Regions from separate parts of the Homo sapiens genome. Here region 2 is linked to region 1. A link is a contact called in ENCODE POLR2A ChIA-PET data. All regions are on one chromosome and are shown on one strand. The core of a region is the stretch at or near the end of the contact, and the rest is flanking DNA. Distances in the headings are between cores, read along the strand shown. Region 1 overlaps PRRC2B (proline rich coiled-coil 2B). Region 2 overlaps RAPGEF1 (Rap guanine nucleotide exchange factor 1).

What was found. ChIA-PET counts read pairs that join two places held with the same protein, here RNA polymerase II (POLR2A).
Region 2: POLR2A ChIA-PET joins it to region 1 with 20 read pairs in activated CD4-positive, alpha-beta T cell. The contact joins two enhancer-like sites. POLR2A ChIA-PET finds 5 or more read pairs at or near these places in 3 of 52 experiments (BJ, GM12878 and activated CD4-positive, alpha-beta T cell).

The regions. Positions count from the first base shown.
Region 1 is chr9:131,421,813-131,424,697 of GRCh38, forward strand. All of the region lies in intron 1 of PRRC2B (proline rich coiled-coil 2B), which reads left to right. Among named protein-coding and RNA genes, the nearest start is that of PRRC2B, 29 kb to the left of the region's middle. Within about 2 kb of position 1,415, at least 25 of the 41 ENCODE cell types and tissues checked have a DNase peak (open chromatin) inside an H3K27ac peak, as active enhancers do.
Region 2 is chr9:131,578,565-131,581,449 of GRCh38, forward strand. RAPGEF1 (Rap guanine nucleotide exchange factor 1) reads right to left here. Exons shown (of 27, transcript NM_001377935.1): 26 at 1,699-1,827; 27 at 1-1,083. The coding sequence ends at 933. Among named protein-coding and RNA genes, the nearest start is that of PRRT1B, 34 kb to the left of the region's middle. RefSeq lists enhancers at 375-424, 455-584, 785-864. Within about 2 kb of position 1,432, at least 12 of the 41 ENCODE cell types and tissues checked have a DNase peak (open chromatin) inside an H3K27ac peak, as active enhancers do.

The DNA.
Region 1 (2,885 bases), core at 165-2,664:
CATCATCTGTACAGTTGGCCAGAAAGCAGCTGTTGAGCCTGGGCTGACTTATATCAGAACCCATTGTGCCGCCTTTCGTGTCTGCACCGGTACTCCCACTGGGAAAGCAGATTCCAGGTCGTGGGGCATTCAGTCTGCAGCCTGGTGGCGTCCAGTGCAGCCTGGGCTCCAAGCCTGGCCCTGCACTCGGCAGCCTTGTGACCTTGGGTGCGTTACTTTTCTTTTCTTTCTTTCTTTTTTTTATTTTTTTATTTTATTTTAAGATGGGTGTCTCACTCTGTTCCCAGGCTGGAGTGCAGTGGCATGATCTTGGCTCACTGCAACCTCTGCCTCCCGGGTTCAAGCGATTCTCCTGCCTCAGCCTCCCGAATAGCTGGGATTACAGGCGCGCGCCACCATGCCCAGCTAAATTTTGTATTTTTAGTAGAGACGGGGTTTCACCATGTTGGCCAGCATGGTCTCGATCTCTTGACCTTGTGATCCACCCACCTTGGCCTCCCAAAGCACTGGGATTACAGGCGTGAGTCACCCGCATCCTGCCGGGTGTGTTACTTTTCTATCCTGATTGACTGAACCTTAATGTCCTTCTCTGTCAAACAGGCAGTAGTATCTTCCAGAAAGTGCTGTTATGAAGGGGAGTAGAGCACATGAGGGCTTAGCAGGGTGCCTGGCCCTTGAAGTGCTGGTGGCCACTGATCTCCCCTGAATGCGGAGCCGTAGTGGTTCCTGGTGAATGACAGGTCATCCCAGTGCCCTGGTCAGGCATCTGACACTGGCTGGCACTCAAGTGTGGAGTGAAATTAATCCTGTTACCCGGAAATGGCTTTTGATAAATTAATTACAGGGCAGAGATGTTCCCTCTGGTGGACAGATAGCAGGAACCTGTTGGACAGGCGGGCACTGTCTGGAGAGGCGGGGCTTGGATGTGAAGTTGCCGTTGTTGGCGAATCTTTCTGGTTGTTTTTGTTCCAGCACAGCCTGGGAGCACTTCTTTAGATTATGTGCCAAAATATGCAACCTGGATTCTTTTTCAATGTTCTTTTCTCCATTGATTTGTTCCCAAATCTATCTTCATATGGGTTTTAGGCCCCTTTTTCATCTGCCTAATGGCAATATTTTCTTTTAGGCTGGCAAGTTTCAGAATGCTCTAGCTCCCCGTGGCAGTGTCTCTGAGTGGCTTCTGTGGGAAAGGAGGGCTTACAGCAAGGGGGCACATAGGCTGGACTTCTTTCCAGCAGGCATCATTGGGTTGTGTCTGCTTCATATGTCATACTGAGGTTCCAAGTCAGATTCTGTTGGAGAGAAAACGAATTCTGTTGCCTACAGAAGGGAGAGAAGGTGAGGTAAAGCCGTGGCCATAAGCCAGGTTTGACTTATGCTAACCTGCGAGGACTTGGTGCGTCTATGCCGGGTCTAGTCCCACAGACCTAGGGGTGAGTCAGAGCTGGATGGAAATGCCTCAGACCCGCTGGAGAGCTGTTCTCTTGCCTCAGCCGGCTTCCTGCTTCACACTTGGATGCTCACCGGTGCTTTCTCCCTGCCTCCGGATAGGCTAGTTTAGCTTGGGGTATGCATGTGTGTTGATGGATGGAAACTCGGCAGGTATTTGAAGCCTGGTAAAGCCCTGCTAACAGCGCCCTGGCCTGATGTTTGTGAAAAGCAGCTGGCAAGCAGTGGGGCCAGATGCTTGTGGGCGGGGCCAGCCTCGCACTCAGCCGGTCAGTGGAGATCCCTGCAACGGGAGGAAATCCGAATGATTCTGGTTTATTTTGGAGTTGTGTCCAGTGAAAGATCTCCTGACTGCCGTAAAGCAGGTGTGTATACACAAACTTTGTAAAGGACCAGGCAGTAACTGTTCTGGGCTTTGTGGGCCATAGATGGCCTCTTGCTTATTTCTCTTCAGGCTGCCGGCCCCTGCTCTGATGGAACGTTGAGGCTGGAAGATTCTCCACTTGTGCAGTCTTCACTGTGGAGAGTGTAATTGTCCTCGTAGGGGCTGCTTTCATTCACTGCAGCAGTGACTCGCCTGGTTCCTTGTTGGTATCCCAAGTTTATATAGGAAAATAGGATCCAATCCCAGGCTTGTAAGAGGTGGCTGATTCCACAGTAAGCCATTTCTTTCTGCTACGTTTTTTTTTTTTAGACAGATTTTTCCCTCTGTCGCCCAGGCTGTAGTGCAGTGGCCCAATCTCCGTTCACTGCAACCTCCACCTCCCAGGCTCAAGCAGTTGTCCTGCCTCAGCCTCCCCAGTGGCTGGGATTACAGGCGTGCATCACCACGCCCAGCTAATTTTTTTAAATATAGTTTTAGTAGAGACAGAGTTTTACCATGTTGCTCAGGCTGGTCTTGAACTCTTGGGTTCAAGTGATCCGCCTGCTTCAGCTCCCCAAAGTGCTGGGATTACAAGCGTGAGCCCCGGCGCCTGGGTAGTAAACCATTATTTCTGTGGCTGTCAGTTGTCAACATTGATGGGCTTGATTTTAGGGTCAGTGCTTGTCTAGGCCACTCCTTCAGTAGATGAGGAAACAGGTCTAGAGAGGCCAATAGCGTGCCCAACAAGTGCAAAACTTGGTTAAAAGGTTGGGGGCACTGGCTGGGTGTGGTGGCTCACGCTTGTAATCCCAGCACTTCAGGAGGCCAAGGTGGGCGGATAACTTGAGGTTAGGAGTTTGAGACAAGCCTGGCCAACATGGTGAAACCCTGTCTCTACTAAAATACGAAAATTAGCTGGGCGTGGTGGCGCGCACCTGTAATCCCAGCTACTCGGGAGGCTGAGGCTGGAGAATCACTTGAACCTGGGAGGCAGAGGTTATAGTGAGCCAAGATTGTGCCACTGCACTCCAGCCCGGGCGACAGTGTGAGCCTCTGTCTCAAAAAAAGAAAA
Region 2 (2,885 bases), core at 182-2,681, 160 kb after region 1:
TGGAGTTTAAGGCACACAGCGAGCGATGGAGGAGGGAGGTGCTGGCCTCTCCCCTCTGAATTAACTCCCCCAGGAGCTCAGCTCTGGCCTCAGTTTGGTGAGGTTCAGAAGACTCCCAGCAATAAAAAGTATTTCTTGGATGATCAAGTCCTCCCTTACTCCAGCCTCCTCTTCTCAGCTCCCCAGGTGGTGTGGGAGGGGCCCAGTGGCCTGGGGTGGGGGGTAAGGGGCGACGGGATGACAGAGACTGCTGCTGCTCTCAGGCGGGCAAGGGAGGCCCTGATGGCGCCAGTACCGCGGGGCAGAGCACCAGCTGCGGGGCTGCTAAGGCGTCACCTGCGTACCTTTCCGGGCCTGCTGAAAAGCTCACACCATCCTCCATGCATCAGAAGGGGAAGCGGAAAGTGAAAGGATCCTCCCCCGAGTCTACTCTGCATTCTGCCCACCCAGCTGCTTGCCCCCATTCCAGGGCCCCTGCAGGACAGGCCACCCCAGGAGGCCTCCACTCATTTGAGATTTCAGAAGATTCAGGGACCCTGGAGCTTAGGGAGGGGGAGCACCCACCACTTCCTTGGTCTGCTGATGAGGTCTCTGCTGCTCTCTCCCTGGAGGGGAGTGGGTGGAAGGTCAAGAGGGGAGAGATGGAAGTAAAAGCAGAAAACAAAACCAAACCAGAAAACCACCGGTTTGTAAATTGGCAACAAGACCTGCCTGCTGGCTGCCCTGAGGCCCACGGGTCTGCTCCCACAGAGGAAGGAGGCAGGAAGCGGCTGGCAGGCTCCAGCTCCCGCCCGGCCCCGCTGAGGGCTGGCCAGCCTCATGGCTCCGAGGCCGGGACTCCTGCCATGCGCCTAACAGGTCCAAGGTCCTCTCCGGTCTGGGAGCTGCCCTCTGCGCCCCTCGAGCATTCTCCTGGATCCCGGCGTCTGCTCCTAGGTCTTCTCTTCCCGGTCTGTTTTTCTCCTTGTTATGTTCCTGGGTTTAATTTTCAGAGACAGTTCCCATAGGGCCTCCTCAGCCAGGTGGTCACTGAAGTCATTGAAGAAGTTTATAATGTCGTCGTTCCTCCGCATGTCATAGTGCCTGGTGCAGGGGATGGGGAGCAGTCAGTGAGCACCTGTGTGGGCTGGATGGCCCGATGGCGCCACCCTCCTGGAAGGTGCCGCGGGGACCATCCCCACAGCCTCGCAGCAAACGGATGCTGCAGGGGCTACCGTTGACCAATGTGACAGAGGGGACACCAGTGCTCAGAGACGGTGCCACCAGCACATGGAGCACAAACAGGGCCCTGAGGCTGGGCTGCTCACAGGGAGGGGGCCCCAGGTGATCCCACTGCCCCCAACAACGCATGCCAGGGCCCGCCCTGGGGGAGCTCTGGTGCCTCAGAGTCAGGCAGGCCAGGGTTTGTCAGGCCCTTCTCACAGCAAGGTGGGCACCAGCTTCTGGTGTGTAAAATGGGAGGACGAGCTGTGCTGTCACGGGGTCCAGGCCCAGGGCCAGGCTAGGCCTGGCATGGAGCCTGGTGGGCATGCTCTCAAGTCATCCTGGCAGAAACTGAAGGGCCCGGACTATATCTCAGCAGTGGCAGGTCCCTGGGTCCTCTGTGGCTCCCCCTCCCCTCGGTGTCCCGGGCTGTCTCTCCTTGTGTGTGGCCCGGGGCTCAGCTCTGCCTGGTCCCCCCGGGGCAGTGGCACTCACGCCTGCTGGAAGCAGCGCATGCTGTCGAGGATGTTGAACTGCTGCCACCGCTTGGAGAAGTTCACTTTCCCGTCGATGTAGTCTGGGTTTCCCAGGTGAACGAAGGTCAGGTCCTGCAGGATCAGCCCCCTGGGAGGACGGGTTAGGCAGCCTGTTACTGCTACGGGGTTTGGAAGCAGCAAGGGCTAGAGACATGTGTCAGGCGCTAGGACTCGCAGTGAGCAGCTTCCAAACCCCAGAGCAAACCAAAGAGCCAGTCTGAGGTGTCTGTTTCCCAGAACAAACTCCCGCCTCAGCCTCTGGCCTCTGGCTCCACAAGCACCTGCTGGGGACCTCGGAAGCCAGTATGCTGATGAGGAGCCTGAGGGTGATGCGGCTGCCATGGCTCAACCCATAAGGGCGAAGCTGTGGGCTGCTAAAGTAACATTAACAAATGAGCAGTAAAAAAAAAAAATAACAAAACCCAAACCAGGGGGCAGGGGCAGAGATCTCCTTTTATTAACAGGTGTGGTGGGCTGGGTGCAATGGCTCACACCTGTAATCCCAGTACTATAGGAGGCTAAGGCAGGAGGATTGAGCTCAAGAGTTTGAGAACAGCTAGGCTGGGTGTGGTGGCTCACACCTGTAATCCCAGCATTTTGGGAGGCCAAGGTGGGAGGATCACCTGAGGTCAGGAGTTTGAGATCAACCTGGCCAACATGGTGAAACCCTGTCTCTACTAAAAATACAAAAAGTAGCCGGGCATGGTGGTGCACACCTGTCATCCCAACTCGGGAGGCTGAGGCAGGAGAATCACTTGAACCTGGGAGGCGGAGGTTGCAGTGAGCCAAGATTGCGCCACTGCCTGGGTAACAAGAACGTAACAAGAACTCCAGCCTGGGTAACAAGAACGTAACTCTGTCTCAAAAAAAGAAAAAAAAAAAGAGTTTGAAACCAGCCTGGGCAACATAGCAAGACCTCGTCCCTACAAAAAATACAAAAATTAGCTGGGCATGGTGGCGTGTACCTGTAATCCCAGCTACTAAGGAGACCGATGTGGGAGGATTCCTTGAGCCCAGGAGTTCAAGGCTGCAGTGAGCTATGATTGCACCACTGCACTCCAGCCTGGGTGACAGAGACTCCGTCTTTATTAAACAAAGAAACTGGCTGGGTGTGGTGACTCCTGCCTGTAATCCCAGCACTTTGGG